2 separate regions of the Homo sapiens genome follow, and region 1 is linked to region 2. Evidence: read pairs that join two places in POLR2A ChIA-PET (ENCODE). Cell type or tissue: B cell. All regions are shown on one strand.

Region 1 (8,000 bases), 350 kb after region 2:
AGGCTTAGAGATAACTCGCAAGTCCCAGGGACTTCGCATTTAAAGCAGATGACATAGTAGACACTCAGGACAAAGCAGGCAGGTGTCAAAGCCTACCTGCTCATCTCTTCCCCTCCAGAAGACCCTGTAACCCAGGTGCAGGAGCCTGAGGTTGCATAGATCCTCTCAGAAAGTCACCAGTCTGTCTGTCACCAATAAGAAGGCCCAGAGAGGGCAAGCAATTGGTCCAAGGCCACACAGCCCATGTTCTTTCCCCTACAACGAGGGAGAGAGGAAGTGGCACTGGGGGTGGAGGGGAAGAAACGATGGTCACAAGTGGGGCAAGCCACACCAGTAGTGGACAGAGCATGGGGACAGCGACAGGCCCCACCCGAGGCTACCACTTACCAGCTGGTGGATGCTTCACCACTCTGGGCCTTTACAATGCATGCCCCTTGACACCTCCCAGGTGTCTCCACAGGGTGGCTATGCTTATCTCCCAATCTGCTGATACTTATAAAGCACCACCAGGCACTCAGCACATATTAGTCCCCATCCTGATCCCTCATGATCTGCCTCCTCCAGAAAGCCCTCCCAGATGGCTCTGGCTCCCAGGGAATGTGCTGTTCTCTAAGCAGCCCCCACAGGCTCCTGTGCTGGGAAACCACCTGTTTCAACTCTGTTCCCCTTGTCACTCTGGTAAGTAAGACTGCACATTCCAAAAGGACAGGGACAGGGACCTTCTAGGCCTTTGGCTCAGGGGGATCAGGAAGCTGATATAAGTGAAAAACATCTAGAATTTACAGTGGTATGAGAGTTCTCAGCCACCCATCCCACAGCTGGCCAGTAGCCCCCACATTCCCTTCCCTGGGAAGAGGATTTTGCCACCCCTCGCAGAGCTCTTTGTCTGGCCCCCACTGCCCTGACTGGGGCACCTAGCGTCATCTGACGGGGGAGCTCCTGCTTCTTCACACCCCAGCCTGGGCCTGTGGCCCAGTGAAGCCAGAGGAGCCCCCAGAGAGGACAGCATGGGAGGAGAATGGGAGTGCAGGGGACAAAGACATACAGAGAAATGAACGGAGACAGAAAGAAGCAGACTGAAAAACAGAGAGACACAGACAGAGAAAGCCCAAAACAGGGATGAAAGAGAGAGAGAGAGCCCAGGAAAGGAAGAGAGATGCAGAGAAAGGCAGAGACAGTGAGGTGCAAAGAGAGACTGAGACAACCAGAGACTGAGATGGAGAGGGAAAAACTGAAGGACAGAGGGAGGAACAGAACGAAGAGAGACAGAGACACTGCAAGGGAGAGCAGGAGACAGCTCCCAGACAGGCAGAACAGAGCCCAGGAGCCCCGAGGCCCCAGAGCCCATGTGCTCCCTCTCCACTTTCCACATCCCTGGGGGCTCCCCCTTCCCAAGCCTGCTGATCCTGGCACTCAGGCAGGGCTGGGGGAGACAGGTAATGATCACTGAACTTGTGCATGGGCTGGGTGCTGCGGCCACACCCCCTTGACACCTCCCAGGTGGATGGCTGTACTTATCCCTAATGTGCAGATGAAGAAACTGAGGCTGGGAGCCATTGGGTAACTCGGCCAATGACACTGAATGTTAGGGTGCAGGCAGGAAGCTCATGGATAAGGAGTCTAAGGCCCAGAGAGGTGTGGTGCCTGGCTCTGGGTCACACAGCAGCCAGCTGCAGAGCCTGGGGCTGGAAGCCGCTTCCCCTGGCACCTTGCCTGGCTCATAAGAAAACAAAGCGAATCTCATTAAGTCTTTGGTAATGAGGCTCCAGGTCTTATCTGATGGGTGGTGGAGAACACTGTCAATGCCCCCCTCCACATTCTCCATGCCCACCTCCTGCCTCCTGCTCTCTTTTCTGGGAAGAACACCTCTGGGACCACCCAAACTCGCCCTCTCTTCTAGGAACCAGTCCCCTGCTGGTGGCATCTCCATCTCCCCACCCCCTGCTCTCCAGCCTGGATGCCCATATAGAACCAACGAGCAGCAGGGTGGCCATTTGTACACTCCACACAGTGACATCAGCGAAGCATGTCCTCAGGCTCCCCCCAAAAGTCCTAGGCCCCCTGGAGAAAAGGAGGGAGGACCAGCACGCTGACTCACATTGAGTGGCAGCTCTTGGCACATGCCTTCGCTCGCCGTGGCCTCTTGCATCCCACAAGGAAGGGACAGTTGAGGAAAGCGTGGCTTGGAGAGGAAGAGAGTCCCACAGGTCATCCAGGACAGCCACCCGACCCTGAGCTCATGCTCCTGCCATTACCCAGGACCCCCAGACTATTTTCCCATATGTCCCGGTCCCATCCCTGTCCTGAGCCAAAGTGTGGGCTGCCTCACCCTGCAGCCCTTCCTCCTCCACACTTACGCCCTGTGTCCTGGGATACAGCAGGCCGGGAAGAGGGGGACACTTCCTGGCTGTGGGACAAGACAAGACAAAGATCCTTTTTGGCCGTGGTGGTCCGGTCTAGGCCACAGTTTTCCTGTCTGCATCATTTGGGTGGAGGGCATAGTGTGATAGCTCTGAGGGTCCTTAGGCTTACCTCTCCTGAACTTCACCTCGCCTGCATGCCCTCTGGGGCCTGAGGTCCTCATTTCCACCCTCCAAGGTGGCCCTGGTGCCTCGTAGGCTGATTCCGGGTTTCCAGAGCCTTCAGGAGACAGCACTTCTGGTTCCTGGGGGTCAGGGAGCATCTAGGCATGGACGCTGTGATCTGCCTGGCCTCCTGCCACAGCCTTTTGACCTAGGGAGGGAGGAGGTTGGGAACAAGAATACAGGGAGTCTGCCTGAGGCTGTTCAGGGCTGCACCACACACCCTCACATGTGTCCCCAACCTTGCATGCTGCTGCTGGGGTGGGACGCAGCCTATGTCATCTCAGAGCTCCCAATCTAGGGCTGGCAGAGTCTGATGCAGACACAGAGATTACAAGACAGCTCTTCCCAGATAAGCATGTTGCCCAAAAGACCACCAGGATAGCTAAATAGCAGAAAGGAGCTTTACTAGTGGTATGAGTTTGCAAACCAGGAAGAGACAGTCTCTGGCGTGTTCTGGACGTGCTCTCTCTTGGGAGAGGAAAAGGGCAGGTTGGGTTTTGTGCCTCATGGAGCCCATATGACGCAATAGAGTCATACATATTCAGCAGGTTTGCGGGAAAGGCTATCCATATTTATGAAGGGAGGGGAGTGTATGCACACAGGCACACGTAGTGTAATGCACGCCCCACTTTCACACACGTAGTGTAAAGCAGACCCCACTTTCACTTTGGGCTAGGGTTCTAGTACTAAAATGAGGTGGAATTTCGTTCTTTATAGCAAAAGGTGCAGGACACAAAGACAGCTTGTTTGCAGACTCTATAAGCTGCTGAAATGGCTTAAGGTCTGCAGTTGCGTATCAGAAGAGAATGTTTGAGGCCAGGCGCAGTGGCTCATGCCTGTAATCCCAGCACTTTGGGAGGCCAAGGCAGGTGGATTGCTTGAGCCCAGGAGTTCGAGACCAGACTGAATAACATGGTGAAACCCTGTCTCTACAAGAGATAAAAAAAATTAGCCAGGCATGGTGGTGCATGCCTAATCCCAGCTACTCGGGAGGCTGAGGTGGAAGTATCACATGAGCCTGGAAGGTCGAGGATGCAGTGAGCCATGTTCACGCCACTGCACAGCAGCCCTGGGCAGCAGAGTGAGACTCTGTCTCAAAAAGAAGAAGAAGAAGAAAAAGGAGAAGGAAGAGGGACAAGAAGAAGAAGAGGAGGAAGAGGAAGAGGAGGAAGAGGAAGAGGAAGAAGAAGAAGAACAAGAAGAAGAGGAAGAAGAAGAAGAAGAAGAAGAAGAAGAAGAAGAAGAAGAAGAAGAAGAAGAAGAAGAAGAAGAAGAAGAAGAAGAAGACGGAGGAGGAGGAGGAGAAAGAAGAAGAAGAAGAAGAAAAAATGTTTGTCAGGCAGTTCCTCCATCCAGTCAGAGCTGTAGTGGTCTTGGTTGTAAATCCAAGTCATGAAGGATGTGACGATTTGCCTGACAGTTCCTATTATTAAGAGTTTAGCAAGGGTGTGGTAATTTTTTTTTTTTTCCCGAGACAGAGTCTCACACTATCGCCCAGGCTCCAGTGCAGTGGCCCGATCTCGGCTCACTGCAAGCTCCGCCTCCTGGGTTCATGCCATTCTCCTGCCTCAGCCTTCTGAGTAGCTGGGACTACAGGCGCCCGCCACAGCGCCCAGCTAATTTTTTTTGTATTTTTAGTAGAGACGGGGTTTCACCATGTTAGCCAAGATGGTCCCGATCTCCTGACCTCGTGATCAGCCCGCCTTAGCCTCCCAAAGTGCTGGGATAACAGGCATGAGCCACCACGCCCAGCTGGGTGTGGTTATTTTTGAGAAGTAGTCTCACTCACTCTGTTGCCCAGGCTGGAGTGCAGTGGCACAATCTTGGCTCACTGCAAACTCCAGCTCCCAGTTTCAAGCGATTCTCCTGCCTCAGCCTCCCGAGTAGCTGGGATGACAGGCACGCACCACCACCACCCAGCTAAGTTTTATATTTTTAGTAAAGACTGGCTGGGCTGGTCTCGAACTCCTGACCTCAAGTGATCTACCCACCTTGATCTCCCAAAGTGCTGGGATTACAGGCATGAGCCACCGTGCCCGGCCAGGTGTGGTTATTCTTGCAGTGGTGGGAATTTAGAGAGTTGCCATGCCAACCAGGCCTTGAACCTTCTGCCTGTAGGTAACTTTTGTTTCCTTAACCTTGGGGTCCATCTTAGTTGATAAAGGGGCATCTATTTTGGTGTCTCAGATGATGAACATAGAGAGGTCCCCCCAGGACCATGGGCTCTGGGTCCATCCGGGGTCAGGAGCCTTCCTGGGAGGTGACAGTGTAGCAGCAGCGTGAGGAAGGGACTGGGTGTCAGGCCCCTCTGTCCAGCACACCCCTTGCTTCCCTGTGGTCACTCGGCTCCCCAAGGCCAGGCCCCACTGCCTACCTGCTCCCAGGTGTTCACAGTGCCTCCTTCCTAGATAAGCTACAGAGAATGTCAGAGCTGTTGGGCCCTTAATGACACATGGGCCACAAGAGCAGAGAACGGAGAAAGGAGCTGGGTGGCACTGGGTGAGCTAGGAACAGGCCCCAGGCTAGAATGCAGGGCTCATGCCCTGCCCGGCACCCTGTGCACTGCCCTTTTGTGCCTGTTTTCAGACTCCAGGACACGATGCCCCCCGAGCCTGCCAAGGTGCCCCCCATCATTCATGCACCGATTGGCCATGGGCTTCTTCCATGTCCTGGGCCCGGCTTTCATGCCTGCCCACCGCCTGTGGCCTCAGCATGGCCACTTCACTCCAATGTGTTGGCCTCTGTCCCCATGCCACTCACAGCCCCCTGAGTCCCCATCAGGGCTGGCAGCCTGAGGGGTGGGAGGGGAAGTCTGGCTGTGCCTGACATGACAAGTTTTCCCAGGAGAGGTGAAGATTTCTAAACTGGACCCAGCTTTCCAGAGCATTCGCCAGCCTGGCCCCACCCCCACTCCCGACCAAAGCCTCCGCCCTCCTGGCTGGGTCTGACTTACCCACACTGAGCACCAGGAACTGGATTCCAGGGCCAAGAATTTGACCACATCCTGGTGGGTCCAGCCTAACATTCCCCAAAACAGGGCGGAAACCAAGGGAGGGATCAGCAGATGAGCACGCATTCAGCTGATGGAGTCAAGGAATCTTCTAAAAGCAGTACTCACTGCAAAGGATTTAAAAACCCAGCCCAGAAAATAAGCATAGGGAAACCCTTGCTTTTCACCTTACCTGGGTTCTGAAGAAATCTTAAGAAAACTTTTGTAAGTAAATCAAAAGTGACTTTGGTGAGGGGAGCTGACCCCTTAACAGCCACCTTTATTTCATGCTTATTCTAAATGCCTGTCTCCTCCATCACGGTCGAGCTGTCTTCAAGAATGAGGGCCACATCATACTCATTCTGATAACCCAGCACCCAGCACAGGGCCTGGCCCATTCCTTATTGGTGCTCTTGGAATGAGTTGATGAATAAGCAAGTTAAATTTGCTAATAGAGGAGGTAACTCACAATCCTTACATCTGACAAAGAGCTCGCATCCAGAATTTATAAGAACACCTACAAATAAATATGAAAAAGGCAGACCTCCTGATTTTTTTAACGAGCAAAAAAAATTCGCCGGGCTTGGTGGCTCACGTCTGTAATCTCAGCACTTTGGGAGGCCAAGGTGGGTGGATAACCTGAAGTCAGGAACTCAAGACTAGCCTGGCCAACATGGCAAAACCCCGTCTCTACTAAAAGTAAAACAATTAGCCAGGTGTGGTGGTGCACGCCTATAGTCCCAGGTACTCAGCAGGCTGAGGCAGGAGAATTGCTTGAACCTGGGAGGCAGAGGTTGCAGTGAGTCAAGATTGCGCCACTGCATCCCAGCCTAGGTGAGAAAGTGAGACTCTATTCCCCCAAAAAAGAAAAAAAAAATTGAACAGGCACTTCACTTAAAAACATAAAAGATACCAAGAGGCCAATAAACAGAGGAAAAGATGCTCAACTTCTTTAGTCACCAGGGAAATGCAAATGAAAACAAAAAGAAGACTCCACCACCAGGATAGCCAAGGTTAAAAAGCCTCACAATACCAAGTGTTGGCGATGTGGATGTGGAACAAATAGAACTCTCAGACACTCCCTGTGAGAATGGAAATTGGTAGGATCACATTGGAAAACTGTTGGCAGTATCTATTAGACTTGGAGCACAATACATACTTTCCCTGTGATATGTGTCCCCACCCAAATCTCACATCAAATTGTAATCCCCACGTGTCAAGGGAAGAACCTGGTGGGAGGTGATTGGATCATGGGGGTGGTTTCCCCCATGCTGTTCTCGTGATAGTGAGGGAGTTCTCATGAGATCTGATGGTTTAAAAGTGGCAGTTTCCCCTGTGCTGTCTCTCTCTCCTGCTGACTTGTGAAGAAGATGCTGACTTCTTCTTCCACCATGATTGCAAGTTTCTTGAGACCTCCACAGCCATGCAGAACTGTGAGTCAATTAAACCTCTTTCCTTCATAAATTACCCAGTCTCAAGTAGTTCTTTATAGCAATGCAAAAACAGACTAATACGCCTATGACCCAGCAATTCCACTCCTAGACACTGTAGAAGAATGAGACCATTTCCCACCAAAAGATATGTACAAGGACATTCATAGCAACTTTACTTTCAATAACCACAAATTGGAAATAACCCACATGTCCATCAATAGAGAGAGGGATACATACATTGTAGTATCTTCATTAAATGAAATACTATACAACAATGAAAAAGAACATATCACAGTTCCATGTGACAACAAGAATAAACCTCACAGACATATTGATGTGCAAGAGAATCCAGACACAAAAGACTAAATACTGCGTGATTCCATTTATATGAAGTTCAAGAACAGGCAAAGCTAACCTGTGGTGATAGAGATCAGAAAAGTAATTACATTTAGAGGAGGCAGCATTGACTAGCAGCAGGCATGAAGAAGCCTTCTGGGGTGTTGGAAATGTTCTGTATCTTGATCTGAGTGGTGATTACACTGCTGTAATTATATGTAAACATACATTGGGCTATACACTTAAAATTTATGTACTTTGTGTATAGGAACTTCAATAAGCAATTAAACATTTTTTTCCGTACAGTGAAAACACGCCCAAACCAGGATAGAAACCAGAAAAGCCATTGTCAGGTAACCACATGTACAACTGGTGGGGTTTAGAGTCAAAAACCTTCCAGAAACAGCATTCACTACAAGATTTTTATTTTATTTTATATTTTATGTTATTTATGAGATAAGGTCTGGCTCTATTGCCCAGGCTGGAGCTCAGTGGTACGATCTCGGCTCACTGCAACCTCTACCTCCTAGGCTCAAGCCATCCTTCCAACCTCAGCCTCCTGAGTAGCTGGGACTACAGATGTGCACTACCACACCTGGCTAATTTTTGTATTTTTAGTAGAGACAGGATTTCTGTATGTTGCCCGGGCTGGTCTTG
Region 2 (8,000 bases):
GGCTGAGGCAGGAGAATCACTTGAACCCAGGAGGTGGAGGTTGCAGTGAGCAGAGATCACGCCACTGCATTCCAGCCTGAGCAACAAGAGTGAAACTCCATCTCAAAAATATATAATAGCAGCCAGGCGCGGTGGCTCATGCCTGTAATCCCAGCACTTTGGGAGGCTGAGGCAGGTGGATCACCTGAGGTCAGGAGTTTGAGACCAGCCTGGCCAACATGGTAAAACCCCGTCTCTACTAAAAATACAAAAATTAGCTGGGCGTGGTGGCAGGCACCTGTAATTCCAGCTACTGAGGGGGCTGAGGCAGGAGAATCACTTGAAACCAGGGGGCGGTGGTTGCAGTGAGCTAAGATTGTACCATTTCACTCCAGCCTGGGCAAAAGAGTGAGACTCCATCTCAAAAAACAAACAAACAAACAAACTATATATATATAATTTACTTAATGATGAATGTATACACTCAAAAAAAATTTTTTTTTTTGAGACGGAGTTTTACTCTTGTCCCCCAGGCTGGAGTACAATGGCACAACCTCGGCTCACTGCAACCTCCGCCTCCTGGGTTCCAGCAATTCTCCTGCCTCAGACTCCCGAGTAGCTGGGATTACAGGCATGGGCCACCACACCCAGCTAATTTTTGTATTTTTAGTAGAGATGGGGTTTCACCATGTTGGCCAGGCTAGTCTCGAACTCCCGACCTCAGGGGATCTGCCTGCCTTGGCCTCCCAAAGTGCTGGGATTACACGCATGAGCCATCGCTCCTGGCCTCAGAATTTTTTATAATGGTTGTGTTTAACAACCGGCTCATAAAATTCCTAAAATTTAGCAATCAGCTCTTATGTGTAGGTGTGAGCTGGCTCCCAACTCACCACTGCCCAGGACCCGGCAGAGGCTCTGTAAGGACCAGTCACTCCTGGGAATGTCATCAGACCAGGGTCCTGAATGAAAATGGCTCTGATGCCCTCCACTGAGGTAGAGAGAAGAAGAACTCTCTGGGACACTGCAAGGAAGGAGCTGAGCTGGGCCCAAGGTGGCACCATGGGGCGGAACAACTCTGGCACACTCAGTTGTTAAAGAGCCTGATTCTCTCCTGGACTTTAGACCCCTTGAGGGCAAGAACAGTGGCCCATTCACCCTTGTCTAGCCGGGTGACAGGAATACAAAAGGCACTGGAGACAGTTGTGCAGAAGAAAGCAAGGACTGAGTGGCCAGGGAGTCCCAGGCTGAGTGCTGGCGCCTTCGCTGACTCGCTTCAGCAGTGACCTTCGACAGTCACTTAAATGCTGTATGCTCAGCTTCCTCATCTGTAAGATGGATATGAACCCATCTCCCTGCCTAACTACTAGGGTGTTGTCAAAACAAAGAGATAGCAGATATGAAAGTACAATATAAATCCACGTTATTATCTTATCATGGCATATATATCATTTACTTTATCTTTTCAAAATTAATCATAGAAGATTACATGTATTCTTTCCACTCTGTTCCTTCTCAGTGTGTAAGAGGTACATGCTTAAAGCATCTAGCCCAACACCTGGCACTCAGCATATACTATAAATGTCTGTTAATTAATATACTATTTCCCCAAGTAACAGTACACTTTTCTCATATATATAATTAAGACAGGGTCTCCCTCTGTCACTTAAGCTGTAGTACGGTGGCACAATCACAGCTCACTGCAGCCTCGAACTTCCAGGCTCAAGTGATCCTCCCATCTCAGCCTCCTGAGTAGCTGGGACTACAGGCGTGCACCAGCACATCCAACTAATTTTTAAAATTTTTTGTAGAGACATGTTCTCTTGTGTTGCCCAGGCTGGTCCCGAACACCTGCGCTCAAGTGATCCTCCCACCTGAGGCTCCTAAAGTGCTGGGATTACAAGCATGAGCCACCATGCTCAATCTTCTTCTTTTCTTTTCTTTTTTTCTTTTGAGATAGAATCTCATTCTGTTACCCAGGCTGGAGTGCAGTGGCACAATCTTGGTTCACTGTAACCTCCGCCTCCCGGGTTCAAGCGACCCTCCCACCTCAGCCTCCCAAATAGCTGGGATTACAGACGTGCACCACCACACCCAGCTAATTTCTGTTTTCGTTTTTGTTTTGAAATGGAGTTTCACTCTTGTCACCCAAGCTGGAGTGCAATGGTGCGATCTTGGCTCACTGCAACCTGCACTTCCCGGGTTCAAGCGATTCTCCTGCTTCAGCCTCCCGAGTAGCTGGGACTACAGGCATGTGCCACTATGCCCAGCTAATTTTATATTTTTAGTAGAGATGGGGTTTCACCATGTTGGCCAGGCTAGTCCTGAACTCCTGACCTCAGGTAATCCGCCCACCTCAGCCTCCCAAAGTGCTGGGATTACAGACATGAGCTACTGAGCCTGGCCATAATTTTTGCATTTTTAGTAAAGACAGGGTTTCACCATGTTGGCCAAGCTGATCCCGAACTCCTGACCTCAAGTGATCCACCCAACTTGGCCTCCCAAAGTGCTGGGATTACAAGGGTGAGCCACCACACCCAACCTCCTCTTATACTAACCTGGTACCTGGGCCCCAGAGCAGTACACCAGCTTTCGCCCCTCCCCAGACTACTCCAGAGTTAAAACTTGAAACAGAATTTGGGAACCATTAGTTATTGGACATTCATTTATTCAGCAACTATGTGTAGAGCACCCACTATGCACCAGGCACTGTTCTGAGCTGTGATCAAGGACAGACATGGCCCCTGTTCCACTGGAAGACTGAAAAAAGCCCCCCGCCCCCACAACTGGGGCAGGAACCCTCAGAGCACTGTGGCTACCCTGGCTCACTGGAGAGGAAGTAGCTCCCGAGTGAGAAATGAAAGAGGTGAAGGATGGGACCCACTTCCTGGATAGAGAGAACAGCCCACAGAGGCTCTTTGGTGGAAGGGGAAGGGACAGGGGGCCTCAGGAAGGCAAGCGCCTGGGGACAGAGCGAGCATCAGATTCGGGCACCCCAGGAAGCCTTCCTTACAGGAGGGTTCTGAGCTTCAGCCTGAGGGCCCGATGAAGGGGAAGGGCAGTCCCCAGCCCACAGTCACAGGGAGCTTGGAGATTTCCGGAGGCTGACCTGCTTTCTAGTCTGTGTGTCCAGGGCCTGAACACCGTGGGGGGCACAGTGCTGGGCGGATGCTGGGAAGAGCTATGCATTCTAATGAGCCCGCACAACCTGCCCTCTCTCCCCAGAACCCGAGGAGGAGCAGATGGGGCTCCCGGCAGGTGGGGCGTGGCTTCCCAGTAGCATCCTTAAGGGAGGCCAAGGACTCTGGGGCAGAAACTGAGCTCCAAAGCCAGTGGGAAAGTGCAGCCCACCAGCCACCACCTCTCTACTTGGCACTGATGCAACGCAGGGCCTCCTGGCTTTCAGGGCCAAAGGAAGATTCGAGACCCCCGCCCCAGGGCCCCGCTTTGGCAGAGGGAGGAAGAATTGTCCCCATGCCCCCTACAGTCAGGCCTGCTCTCCCTCTCGGAGGCCATCCCAGCGACTCCAGGGGGGCTGGTCTTCATCTAGGGCCCTCCCTGACATATATCCCTGTTCCAGGGAGGATCCGGGACTGGCGGCTCCGCAGCCACGGCCTCCGGCTGACCCGGCATCCTCTCCTCCCACAGTCTCCTCCTGCAGGAGGCCGTCCCGTTCCGCCTCTGGGCGGGGGTCCAGGGTGGGAGAGGCTGACTCACCACAGAGGCGACAGGGGCACTCCCTGACTTCACCCGATCCCAGGGACCCCCAAGGTCAGCGCAGGAAGAAGTGGACCACAGGGGAAAGTGAGGCACAGGGTGGGGGTGGGGGTTCCCAAACTGTCCTGACTCCAGCCGGCTGGAGGCCACACACACACACAAGCTGAAGCACAAAGGCCACTCGCCCTAGTAACACCAGAACTCCAGTGACACAAGGAGAGACCCACACAGAGGGGAGACGCGGGCTCGGGGCTCTCACACCCAGACACAGGGACACAGCGGCGGACACGGCCCCCGCCCGCCCACGGCGACACGCCCAGGACACCCGGAGGACCCTGGCGCCTGGAGCGCCTCCCGCGCACTCGCAGACTCCGGCACACGCGAGGATCCCGCGGAGGCAGGGCCCCCGCGCTCACTCACCCACCTCGGCTGCCCGGGCCCGCGCCTTTGTCGTCCGCGCCGCTCACAAAGGCGCCTGGCGGCCGGCGCCGCGCCTCCAGCTCCGCAGGCCGCCGCGGGCGCCCATGGCCGGGACGGCGCCCCCACCGCCGCAGCCGCCGCCACCCGAGCCAATGGCCGCGCCGCCCGCCCGCCCGCGAGGTCCGGGCCCGCCGGGACTGCGCCCGCGCCCGCCGCGCTCCGAGGCCTGGTCCCGCCGCCGCCGCCGTGCGCGACGCGGCGCCGCCCCCGCCCGCCCGGTCCCGGGGCGCCGCGGCTGAGGTCACCGCTTAACCCCTGGTGGCCGGGGCAGCGGCCGCCGCGCCCCCTCCCTGCTCCCAGCGCGCCGCGAGGGAGACGTGGCCTCCCCCGACCCGCTGCGAGCCCCCAGCGGTCCCGGCAGCCCACCGGCCCCCCACAGTACAGGGGGGAAACTGAGGCCCGCGGGGATGGGGCCCGGCCCCGGCCACACGGCGACCTCCTCGCTCCTTCACCTACCCCGGGGTCCCCACTTCCCGCCTCCCGGTTCTCCTTCCCCGGTTCTCCGCGGGGAGACCCCGCAGGCGCGCAGGGTGCTGGCTTCTCCTCCCCCACTTCAACATTTTGCCCTGAGGTTCCCCCAAAAGGGTGAGAATCCTGGACCGGCCCCAGGGGAAACCCTAGACTTATGACCTGCCCCTCAACCAGTCTTGGCGGCCCCGTATTGCCCCCCACCCCCGCCATGGCAACATGGGGAACCTTGCAGCCATGCAGCCAAACCTCCAAGAACAACCCTGGCGGGTTCAGGCATTGACGGCTTTGAGACCGGCAACACCCCAGTGATGTAGCCCCATTTTCCCTAGGAGAAAACTGAGGCTCAGAACTGAGAGTAACTTGGCAAAGCTCACTGAGCAGCAAAGTGCTGAGACTGAGATCCTAGCATTCCCCTGCCTTTGCAGCTCCAAAGCTGCCAAACACTAGGTACTCCCTCCTGAAATTCCAAAGAGGGCCTCTGGATATGATGCAATTAATTACAGTTATCAGGTCATTAATTAAGATTATCCGCGTTGTTGTTAAACACTCCCCCGCTACCCCTCTATTTGCAAGGAAATTCACACGCGGGCTTATCAGCAATTACTCCTGGGTTGATAATGATAAGTTCTGCAGCCTCCAAAGGGTACAGGTGCACGTAGGTTGAAATCATTTTCAGCTTGTGTTCCTTACAGCCCACAGCCAGCAAAAACTTTTTTTTTTTTTTTTTTTTAACTACTCCCTATTTGTCAGGCACCAGCCTCAGGGGCTACCAGTGAGACAAAGAACCAGACAGACCCCAGCCCCGCCCCCTCGGAGCTCATAGGCTTAGGAGAAGACGCAAATAAACAAACGGCTACAGTGCAGTGAGACAAGCCACACAGGCCACGCACTGAAATCATCTTATTCACCGACTTGTTGGTTTGTTTATTGTCCCTCTCGACACAAGAACATAAGCACCACAGAGTTGTCCTGAGCCCCAGGCTAGGGCAACACTGGCTCATAGTTTAAGTAGGCAGGAGATATTCTTTGAGCATTTTTGCTCTGTTCCAGACATCGTTCTAGGCACGCAGGAGACACCAGTGAACACAACAGGCACGGCCCCTGCCCTGCTGTGAATAAATGATGGCAGGACAGCAGACAGGAGAGGTTTGGGGATGCTAGCAAAGCAGGAAGAAGACTTCAGATGTCCATTGAGTGACCTCAGGCTCATGGCATTAAGCTTTGGACCAGAAATGGACTTTTGAGTCCTGCCGTCATAGCCAGAGCCAAGTACACATCCCAGACCAGCATCGCGGTCTTTCACAGTGTACTCCAACCCCTTCCTTGGCTATGTTTTTTTTCTTTCTTTGTTTTTTTTTAAGAGACTGGGTCTTGCCCTGTGGCTCAGGCTGGCACAATCAGCTCACCGTAACCTCAAACTCCTAGGCTCAAGCAATCCTCCTGCCTCAGCCTGCAAGTAGCTGGCACTACAGGTGCGGGCATGGTGGTGCCTGTAGTGCCTATATTGCCAGGTAGCCATGCCTGGCTCATTTTTTTTTTCTTTTCTTTCTTTTTTTTTTTTTTTTTTTTGTAGAGATGGTGGTCTTACTATGTTGTCCAGGCTGGTCTTGAACTCCTGGGCTCAAGAGATCATCCCATCTTGGCCTCCCAAAGTGCTGGGATTACAGGTGTGAATCACCGTGCCCGGCCTTCTTTATTGTCTTATTTCCCATCTGATCCTGAAATGTCTGACGCCTCCAGCTCAGGATGCCCCTTACCTTCTTTGGTTGTACTAAGTCTTACCCTCCTGTCTGAGAACCAACACAAGGCCCAGAATCTCCAGGAGGCCTTTTCACATGGCCTCCTCCATTCCCTGACCTCTCCCTCCTCTGAGCTCTATAGCACCTAGTCCTTTTGTTGTAAGTTGGCTCTGGGTGCATAACTGATTTGACCCATCTAGCTTGAGGGCAGCTATGATACAGCCTTGAGGGCAGGGGCCATGCCCCAGACCCCCGTTGTGCCCTCAGAGCCCAGCACAGGTTAGGGGCACACTCTTTAGAGGATCGTAATGGATTCTAAAGGACACCCTAGAACCCTTATCAATATAACCCTCTGGGTCTAGGGTTCCAAACCACCTGCTCATAAAACAAATTGAGTCTGCAGAAGCATTTTGTTTTGCCCACAGTGGTTTTGTTGTTGTTAGTTGCCATCATTTAATCATTGGGAGATTTCCCATAAAAAGTCAGATTGCAGCCAGGAGCAGTGGCTCATGCCTGTAATCCCAGCACTTTAGGAGGCCAAGGCAAGAGGATTGCTTGAGGCCAGGCATTTTAGACCAGCCTGGGCAACATAGGGAGACCCCTGTCTCTACAAAAATAAAATAAAATAAAATAAAATAAAATAAAAATCTAGCCAGATGCGGTAGTGCATGCCTATAGTCCCAGCTACTCAGGTGGCTGAGGTGGGAGGATCACTTGAGCCCAGGAGTTTGAGGCTGCAGTGAGCCATGATCCCACCGCTGCACCCCAGCCTAGGCAACAGCATGACTCTGTCTCTGAAAAAAAAAAATTAAAAGCCAGATTTCTAGCTTCTCTTAACAAATCGGAAGATCTGATAATGCCAGGTCCACATTCCCCCAGGGCCACACTCTGCAGGGCCCCAGGAGTGGTGGCCCTTTAGACACAGCTGTGCTCTCCACTTGTCAACGTCACTCGCAGCCCTCTGTCACTCCTCTGATTTAAGGCCCCTCCTCTGTGATAGTGTTTTGATTTCATTTTCCCTCTACTCTCCACTCTGGCGAGAAAGAGTGACATCACAAAACATATGCTGGAAAATAAATAAACCTGCAGCCCTCACAGTCCAGGCCAGCCCTCAGCAGGCCACATCTTCACGTATTCTTGCCCTCTTGACATGCACCCGCCTCTTCACTCTCACTTCCCCAGAAGCACATTCTTGTTTTTCTTTTTTGGTGATAGAGTCTTGCTCTGTCATTGAGGCCAGTGTGCAATGATGTGATCTCAGCTCACCGCAACCTCCGCCTCCCAGGCTTAAGTGACCCCCCTACCACAGCCTCCTAACTGAGACTACAGGTGTGCACCATCATGCCCCGCCAATTTTTGTATTTTTTTGTAGAGATGGGGTTTCACCATGTTGCCCAGGCTGGTCTTGAACTCCTGGGCTCAAGTGATTCTCCTGCTCTGGCCTCCCAAAGTGCCGGGATTACAGGTGTGAGCCATTGTGCCCTGCCCCAGCTGCACACTCTAAGCTCCACAGCACAAATGAATGCACAGGTGTTTCTCTGAGCCTTTGCCCTCGGCTGGAATGCCCCTGACTACTCCATCCCCCAGACACTATGGTTAACTGCTTTTTAGTGCTGT

Evidence for each region. ChIA-PET counts read pairs that join two places held together with the same protein. Peaks named below come from ENCODE experiments on the same cell type or tissue, not always from the same donor. Only the 100,000 strongest peaks of a DNase experiment are listed, where the experiment ranks them.
Region 1: POLR2A ChIA-PET joins it to region 2 with 11 read pairs; 3 of 35 experiments call an interaction of 5 or more read pairs at or near these places.

The regions. Positions count from the first base shown.
Region 1 is chr1:17,187,698-17,195,697 of GRCh38, reverse strand. It overlaps LINC02783 (long intergenic non-protein coding RNA 2783), which reads right to left and starts at 5,909. Exons shown (of 4, transcript NR_148993.1): 1 at 5,768-5,909; 2 at 2,533-2,733; 3 at 97-255. RefSeq lists an enhancer at 2,135-2,636. In B cell, no CTCF peak of the experiment used is centred here; no DNase peak of the experiment used is centred here; H3K27ac peaks cover 435 bases.
Region 2 is chr1:17,536,068-17,544,067 of GRCh38, reverse strand. It overlaps ARHGEF10L (Rho guanine nucleotide exchange factor 10 like), which reads right to left and starts at 4,370. Exons shown (of 29, transcript NM_018125.4): 1 at 4,118-4,370. RefSeq lists enhancers at 7,230-7,279, 7,790-7,839. In B cell, no CTCF peak of the experiment used is centred here; DNase peaks (open chromatin) are centred at 4,037 and 7,517; H3K4me3 peaks cover 475 bases; H3K27me3 peaks cover 2,958 bases.